2 separate regions of the Homo sapiens genome follow, and region 1 is linked to region 2. Evidence: read pairs that join two places in POLR2A ChIA-PET (ENCODE). Cell type or tissue: Panc1. All regions are shown on one strand. Each heading gives the region's core, and the rest is flanking DNA. Links, peaks and the distances in the headings are about the cores only. Region 1 overlaps LOC124900404 (a long non-coding RNA gene). Region 2 has its middle 200 kb from the start of SNX7-DT.

Region 1 (4,402 bases), core at 174-4,173, 360 kb before region 2:
CCAAAACTTGTAATTTCATTCGCAGTTGGAGGAATTCTTTGTCCTTACAGAGGGCTGGATGCACAGCAGTACTTTCTCTTGTCTTTCTTCCTTCCTTCTCTCTGGCAAGTTGTTCTATTTGATACTGCCAGTGTTGAAATTCCAGAAGGGACGGTGGCGAAGAGGCCCAGGTTTTACTTGGCTGACACTGCTGTGCAGTGGCATTGGAGGTTTAAATCTGTTCTTTCCCTCATGAGCTTTTTGCCGTTTCTTCAGAGACCCTCACTGGAAGCCTCTCTGACCCCACTTCCCTAGAGGAGGGTAATTTGGAACTCATATGGGGCATTTTCCTCTGCCTGGCTGTTCCCTTATCAGCCCCACATGGATCTACCCCGTTGGGCTTACCTTGCCCACCAGATCGTCCTCTTTATCCAGTTTTTCCATAGACTCCAGGCTGGCCCTTGCTTCCCTGGGCCACACTTTTGAATCCCGATAGCCACACTGGTGTAGCCCATGTCAATCTATTTCACTGCCTGCTACCTCAGATTGACAGCAGAGCATTTTTCCTTTAGATTTCTCAGGTGTATGCCAGACACCAGTCCACTGTGCCCCCCGAAATCCAGGTAGCACATATCGGGGCATACATTTGGCCCTATTGTCTAAGCTTGAGCTGAGAGGAAGATATCTCCTTCCCTGTCTACTCACAGCACACTGAAGGCTGTCTCTAAAGAATGGCTTTCCTTACAAATCCTCTTTTAGTTTTCAAAATCTTGGCCATTTTATATCTTTGGTGGGGGTGAGGGTTTTCAAGAGTCCAATAACCACTTTTCACCCATTCATTTTTAAATTCTGGGCGTGAAATTCACCCTTTATGGTATCTTAGTATCTGACTTGGTGAAACTTCCACTTTAAATTCCTGCTACCAAAGTAAATATTTACAAAATGGTTATATTAAGAGACTTGAATGTGTTATCTTTCACTGATAGACATTATTGACTTTTACATATGAATTTAGCATTAATGATCTGTGTAGAGCCCCCTAAGTAACAAATAAATTAATTGTTTTTTATGCTTATAATATAGATCTTATCTTGAACCACTCACAGGCCTAGTGAGTGAAGAAGTGAACGTGTGAATTTTAATTATTCTTCAAAAATCCTCCAGATAGTAAGTGGATTGGATTCTAACATATACATGTATGTGTTTATTTGGAACCAGGAAGGCATTTACTTATAGAGTGCTATAAATAGTTGCTTTGTCCGTATTGTGCTGCAATAACAGAATAAATGAGACTGGGTAACTTACAAAGAACAGAGATTTATTTCTTATTGTTCTGGAGTCTGGGAAGTCCAAGTTTGATGGACTTGCATCTGGTGAGGGCTTTCATAAAGCATCATCACGTGGTGGAAGGCAGAAAGGCAAGAGATAGGGTGAGAGCAAGAGAGGTGCAAACTAGCTTTTATAACAAGTTCCCTCTTGCAATAACTAACCCACTCCTGTATTAATCTATTTATGAGAGGAGAGCCCTCATCAGCTAATCACCTCTTATTAGGCTCCACTTTCTGGCACTATTGTATTGGGAATCAGGTTTTATTGGCAGACACAGTCAAACCATAGCAGTAGTTCACAATAGATTTATAGTTGAATTAAACCACAATCAGATATCTAGGTTAGCTCTAGAGGAACTCCATAATGTCCCTCAAAGCACTAGCCTATGATCTGAATCCCAAGAGCACAAAGGGGACATATGGCCTTGGTGGGAAAAGTGAGGGTTTGTTTTTGTTATTTTTTTTTCTTTTCTGTGAGATGGTTTCACTCTTGTTTCCCAGGCTGGAATGCAGTGGCACAATCTTGGCTCACTGCAACCTCTGCCTCCCGGGTTCAAGTGATCCTTCTGCCTCAGCCTCCCGAGTAGCTGGGATTACAGGCACCCACCACCATGCCTGGCTAATTTTTTGTATTTTTAGTAGAGACAGGGTTTTATCATACTGGCCAGGCTGGCCTCAAACTCCTGGCCTTAGTTGGTCCACCCACCTCGGCCTCCCAAAGTGCTGGAATTACAAGCATGAGCCACCATGCCCGGCTTTGTTTTTTTAATGAGACAGAGTCTCCCTCTGCTGCCCAGACTGGAGTGCAGTGGGGCAATCTCAGCTCACTGCAGCCTCTGCCTCTGGGGTTCAAGTGATCCTTGTGCCTCATCTCCCCTAGTAGTTGAGATTACAGGGTATGCCACCATGCCCGGCTAATTTTTGTATTCTTAGTAAAAATGGGATTTCACCATGTTGGCCAGGCTGGTCTTGAACGCTTGGCCTCAAGTGGTCTGCCAGCCTCCACTTCCTAAAGTGCTGAAATTACAGCTGTGATCCTGGCAGAAGTGAGGGATTTTAAAATCTCTATCTTATACTGAATTGGATAAAATGTTTAAATAGCTATTATAGGCTAGAGGATACAAAGTAGGAGACGTGGGCTGAACGAGTCTAGAGATCTAATGATGAACATGAGGACTAGAGGGTAATACAATTGTATTATATTTGGGATTCATGCTAAATGAGTAGATTAGATTTTAGCCATTCTTGCAACGAAAATTAAAAAAATGTATAGCTATATGAGATGATGGATATATTTGCTTCATATAGTAACCTTTTTACTATTTTTACTGTAGAGCAGACATTTGTTGACCCTGTGTTCTAATATTTCTCTCTGTCCAAAGCCAAGCTTTCTGTTCTGAGTTTCCTACATTCCTAATTCACCTTCCCTTTTCATAACCGCAATTCACATCAATACCACGGATCTAAGCTGTTGATAGTAGAAAGTGTTCTGATTGAATTAATTCACACCAGTGTTTAAATGGCTGGAAAATAGTTCATCCCGGCCAGGGATCCAATATTTTCATCCTTAAAAAGAAGGTTTATTATTTCAAATTAATTTCATGTGTAAAGGTATAAGAGCACCTCACATAGGGCTTGGCATATGTTAAGCTTTCAGTATTATTTGTTGAATGAATGAATGAATGAATGTTGGGCTTTCAGGCAGTATGAAGAATGAAGTAAACTTTTTTTGTGATTTAGAGAAGATATTTTTAAATAGAGGTGGCACTTCCTGAGGTAGATAGCTTTAGCTTTAGAGTTAGCTCCTTAGACTATTTTAACTTCAAAGTTGTAAAGATGAAACCCATAGAGTATTTACAAATTTTTAAATTTTCACAGCTCTATACCTAGAAGTAGAAAAGATAGGCAGTGGAAGATTGGGAAGTTTGGGGATTAGGATAGGGACTATGATGACAAAAGTCAAGTTTGTAAATTGAGGTGATCTGAACTGAAATACAATATGGATAGAGTATAAAAACTGGGTTTTGCCTCAGGTTTCCTTAGCTTTTTGGTCCAATTTATCTGGATCCTTCTATGAAGTCCATATAAAATGTGCTCCCTGATTTCTTCCACAATTATTTTGCTTCTCTAAAAAAACTGTGCCAAAGGCTGGGCCCAATAGGGAAAGAAAAAAAAAAAAAGAAAAGAAAACTGCATTGTGTCTACCAGCAGTGATGATCAATATCTAAAGAGGAGGCTGATGAACTTGTTTGAGCTACATCCTAAATTGAGTCAGGGCTGGTGCTCTTGAACTGTTTTCTCCAGCCTAGGCAATGGGTAATTTGGTCTGCAAAACAATGAGAAAGGCAATATTGAATTATGCATGCTCATAAAGTTCCTGAAATTACCATATAATTAATGCTAGATAAAACTACCCTTTACTACCATAAGGAGCAAGTGGGCACAGGTAAACTGGGGCATTTTCCAAATAAATACTGATATAAAGCACCAGGAGGAAAAATGGTTTGACAAACTCAATGTATGTTTCACATAGAGTAAGGCTGTAGGGTTAAAAATAAAAGACGGGTGGGGGAAGAAATGATCGATATGCAAATAATCTGAGGCTAATTGAACTTCCTAAGGGAGTCGAGTTTGGGAACCTGCTGGTTGTTTAAGAGCAATGAATTCTGAACCTGTACAACTGCACATTGAAGAAGATTATTCATGTACTTAAAGAGGTCATGGTACCTTTTAATGCAGCTGCAGGAATACTGCTATAAACACTGCACAGATAGTAATCTTTGAGCCTCAGATAGGAGCCAGAGTTAGCTTTGCAATGCTGCCTGCAGAAAGAAAGATCTCATTTGTGAAAATAACCACTATGTTTTCATATTGCCAGACATCTGCTCTTGGCTAAGAACAACATGAAAGGGGATTTGTTTTCTGGTAGGGTTCTGTCTTTCTGCAAAAGAAGATCTTCTTTTGAATTAATTGACCATCTCAACAGAATGGCCTACATTCATATCTACAAATTAATCTAATTAGGGCCTCCTCCTTGGGTTAAAATTGCTATTTAACTCTTGTGGATGCCTAATAGCATTCTTGTTCCTTTGCTT
Region 2 (4,402 bases), core at 319-4,318:
TGCAGCTTTTGAAATGCCCTCTGATCTCCACCGTCTCTAATGCCTGCTTTCACGTGTACTTCCATGGGTTCCCGCGGTAACTGACAACGCGGCTCCCTGCAACTTCAAAGCCAAACTTTTCTCTTTGTCTGGTGAAAGAGAATTTAAAGAATGACAACAATGAAGCAGGTATAATGCTGGAAACTGGATACAAACCAGGTAAACAAATCTGAAAGACTTCATGCAGATATAGAAAGTTGCAACAGCTCAGGAGAAAGCCAGCACACACACTCAGGCTATGTGGTTCCTCCTACGTGCAATTAGCAAGTTTCACAGGCCTGTCATTCAACTTGCTAACTGACGCTGATCTTCTAAGAGATACCTTAATGGAATGTTTTCTCATTCTATAGCTGAAAAGCAAGAATGAGTGATTTTACTCTTCCCAGACAACAGTTAATATGCTGTATCATCACAAAATCCATCAATTTATTTTTTCTTCATTCATTCATTCACATACTCATGCTTGTCAAGTAACTCATTTATGCCATGCACAATGCTAAAGACTTTCATACATTTAATCTCATTTAAACATATTTTATTCCCATTTACTGTCAAGAAATTGAGGCTCAAAGAACTTAATTTACTTTTTCTAAGTCACAACTAATAAATGAGAACAAATTGTGAACCAAGGACTTTGAACCACCAAGCCCAGTACAAATGCTCCAAGTGAAAATAAATACAGTGACAGGTTGCTATGGAAGCAGAATAGTGGGGTAGGTTAAAGAGGAAGGGGGAAAATGCAGGGAGGTCAGAGAAGAATTTATAGAGTGTCATGTGAAATAAGATTTGAAGGATGGATAGAGTTATATCAATGGTTTCCTATTTATCCAAAATGGGAAGGCAATTTACATTGGTCAGTAGGGGGGGCATAGAAATAGAAGAATGTAGAATAGATTGAGTTCTGAGAACAATGAAAAATATGATGTGTTCAGAGTCAGGACAATGTAGCAAGATGAAGGGCTGCATGTGTGAGGTGGGTTCAGATAATGAAGGAGCCTGAAAACCACACAAAGAGCTTGGCGTATACAATGTCAGCACAGAGCATTATGTAATGCTTCTGAGCATAGGCAGTTGAGGTTAGATGGTGCTTAAGATGATTTCCTAGCACCAGTTTAAAGCTGGAGAAAGGAAGATATTGGGGGTAGAGATTCCTGAGCTTAGAATGCTGTATAAAGATTTCAGGCTGCAAGTAAAGAAATCCGGACCTTGAGTGAGGGGTGGGAAGAAAAGGAGGTGCACAAAGGAGATTTGCCACAGGAGTGCTGTCCTTCTCATCTGAAAATAATCTTGTCTGTCATAATGATCAAGGCCGGTCTAGCTAGGAAAGATAGCCAAACTGTAGGGATATGTAGCAAATGGGTTAGAACAACTCCCTGGCCGGTTTCAACACCTGTAAAATGGAACCAAGGATGCCTTCCTCCCCACACAGCACACTTTGAGGAACTGCTGTTGTTTTTCGCAGTGCCTCTGTGTATTGTAGCCAGCTCCTTCTTGACACACACATCAATAACTCTGTTCCCCAGCAGTGCTCAGAGAGCTCCTCTGGTGCTTTTTTTCTTCTGCATCCCCAACCTCACTTGCCCTCATCTCACTAGTCCCCAGATTCCTAGACTTATCTCCTAACTCACTGTTCTCCCTGCAGCTTCTTTCAGCACACCCAGACACGGGAGAGCAGTGGTATGTGTCCTTGGTTGGCTCTAATAGTACAACCTCAGCCCAAGCAAAGAAGTAAATTAGAACTGACACCATCCACTTAGAGTTTTAGATATTTGTTTCTGTACTCTCTCAGAGCATTTACTGGTTAGGATCAAATAAAATATATTCTTTTTTGTCTTATCTACAGGCTTTCTTCAAAAGGTCTTTTAAATCCTTGGGAACAACCATTCATTAATTTTCTCACATCTCCGTGGTAAAGGAGAGGCATGGTAACTATTAGCAACCCCATTTTACAGAGAAGGACCCTAAAGCAGGAAGAGGTTTAGTGACTTGCCCAGAGCCAGTCTGTCAATCATTCCCCAGGGAAATCAATACCAGCATTTCTGTGGCCCTCAAGAAGTTTCCTTGCTTTTCATGGGACCACAGAGGAGGGATTTAATTTAAAACTGAGACTTAAACTCTGGTGTCCTCTCATGTACTTAATTTCCTATTCTTGAGGTCAATGATTTTCAAACTGTTGCCTGAGGAAGTTCAAGTGTTCACAATGGTGCTTCAGGGTTTGGAGCAAGTAACAAAATATTTTTCACTGAACAGTGAATATTTAAACTATCAAGGTACCCATTCTTTACTTTTACCTCCTTTATATATTGAAATTCTGAATAAGATTTTTTTTTTTTTTTTTTTTACAATTTGAAAACCACTGCATCAGGTCATGCTATTGTCCAAAATGGGCTAGGGTACAATAGTTATAAATCAGCTCTTCAGTAATGTCACATACACAAGAATCAGAAGAACTAAAAGATCTGAAGCTAATTGTATAACAAAGAATAATTTCTCATCAAGAGAAGTGGAGCCCATTATACTCTTGAAATAATTTGAGATTGAAGCTTTTTTTTAACTATCTAGCCTCATCTTGCATTGACTGAAAAAGGAGTTTTAATTCATAGTATGTATTAATATTTTGTCTAGGAGGTAGATACTTTTGATTTCATATTATATTCTATCACAAAAAATAACACTATATTCAACTAACAGTCTCAGCTTGGATTGGACTGAAGGCCTTCAAATCCTCTCTTAACATCTAAAGATTGCAGGAATGCTTTGGTGGGTATTTACTAGAGGTTTTGGTCAGTTCTCAGATTCTGAGACCCCTTTCAAATAAGTAGCTTTGCTATCAGCTCATGGCAGTAGCAAGCATGCTCAGAAAATCTCCTAGACATATAGACAAAGTCTACATTTTCTGTTCTGCGTAGAAATCACCCTGTCAAGCATTCTTCAAAATGTGCCTTCTCTTTCTGGTGTGACCCAGTTAAACTAGCTAATGCATTCCCACACAGCCTTCAAGCCCCAGCTCAAGTGTCTCCTGGCACCAAAGCCTTCTGCATTGTCTATCTTTTGTTTGCTGCACCATATTTGACTCTGCATTCTTCCCTACTCTGCTCTGTGGCCTAGGAAGCTGACCCATATTGACTTCATCGATGGGATCCCTTTTCCTTTGCCTTCTGCCTGGCTTTGGCCAGTGAGAACACTGGCAGAAAATCAGAAGACAAGGGGAGAGTGAGGCAGGGTTTTATCTCTTTAGCGGCATCCCTGGGGTTGCCATCCATCGTCTGTGTACTGAAGATCATAGCTCCTGTTAAACAGTTTTCTCCATCCAGCTCTTTCTGTTCCAGGATCCAGGAATTACTGTCTCCCCTGCTCTTCCCCTTCACTCCTTGAAGCCTGGAGTATAATTTCCAACGTATTGCACAATCTTGTTTCCCTACACTTGCCCACACCTTTGTAAATGGTCACTGTAAAAGCCTTTCCTCTGTTGCCTAATTTGAGTGTGCCATGTGTTTTTTGTCAGGACTCTAACTGGGACACTTTCCCGTACCTCCATTTCTGAATCAGAGTGAATCTCTGGTTCCACTGTACTTCCACAACTTGCGTATGAGTGACACATATCACGTTACAATGATCTGTTTATAAGTCTATCTCCCTTCCCAGAGTTCGAGGATATTCTTGAATCCTTGCAATGTCTGGCACATTGTAGACTTGAAGTTAAAGTCTGCATAGACATTTTCAGCCACTGCTTACTTTATTGGTCTACAGACATGCTAGCAAGGCTTTGAAAGGGCAGAACTTCCTAATGTTACTACATCCACATGCATACATCATTTCCATTCTCAAGCTTAGAGGAAATAACATGAAGATGTGATGTCTGTATCCCCTATTCCTGACTGTGAGTTCTTCTAGGATACATTTCCCCCCAGTGTTTATCAAGTGCCTGACATTAAGTAAGGCATACATAAATGTTTGTTGAATAAATGAATGGATCTCTTTTTTTATGTAAAACCCAAATAATTAAGAAAGAAACAAAATAAACATGGTATGTTGTTTTATTTTCTTAGTTTTAGCAATTCATATTTTTCTTTATACCTTAATTCTGTGAATGGGAGTAAATGGGCACTGTTGCTTCCCAAATACTCATAAGGATAAAATAAATACAGCAAAGATAGTCAAAGTAGAGATGAATTTTCTATGTAAGATTTGCATAGTTTTATAAAGTCAGTAAACTTTTGATTAGTAATGAGACTCACCCCTACATTTTTTCATAGTTTCTTGGAAACTGGAGGGAATCTTAGAAAGCATCTCATCCAATCTCTCATATGTTAAAAAAATATTTATCATACATCTACTGTGTGCCAGGCACATTTTAAGACAT

Evidence for each region. ChIA-PET counts read pairs that join two places held together with the same protein. Peaks named below come from ENCODE experiments on the same cell type or tissue, not always from the same donor. Only the 100,000 strongest peaks of a DNase experiment are listed, where the experiment ranks them.
Region 1: POLR2A ChIA-PET joins it to region 2 with 5 read pairs; 1 of 35 experiments calls an interaction of 5 or more read pairs at or near these places.

What each region holds. Positions count from the first base shown.
Region 1 is chr1:98,094,458-98,098,859 of GRCh38, forward strand. The region is part of intron 1 of LOC124900404 (a long non-coding RNA gene); the gene reads left to right. Among named protein-coding and RNA genes, the nearest start is that of MIR137HG, 47 kb to the left of the region's middle. In Panc1, for the core only: no CTCF peak of the experiment used is centred there; no DNase peak of the experiment used is centred there; H3K27ac peaks cover 2,027 bases.
Region 2 is chr1:98,458,615-98,463,016 of GRCh38, forward strand. No RefSeq gene overlaps it. Among named protein-coding and RNA genes, the nearest start is that of SNX7-DT, 200 kb to the right of the region's middle. In Panc1, for the core only: no CTCF peak of the experiment used is centred there; no DNase peak of the experiment used is centred there; H3K27ac peaks cover 518 bases.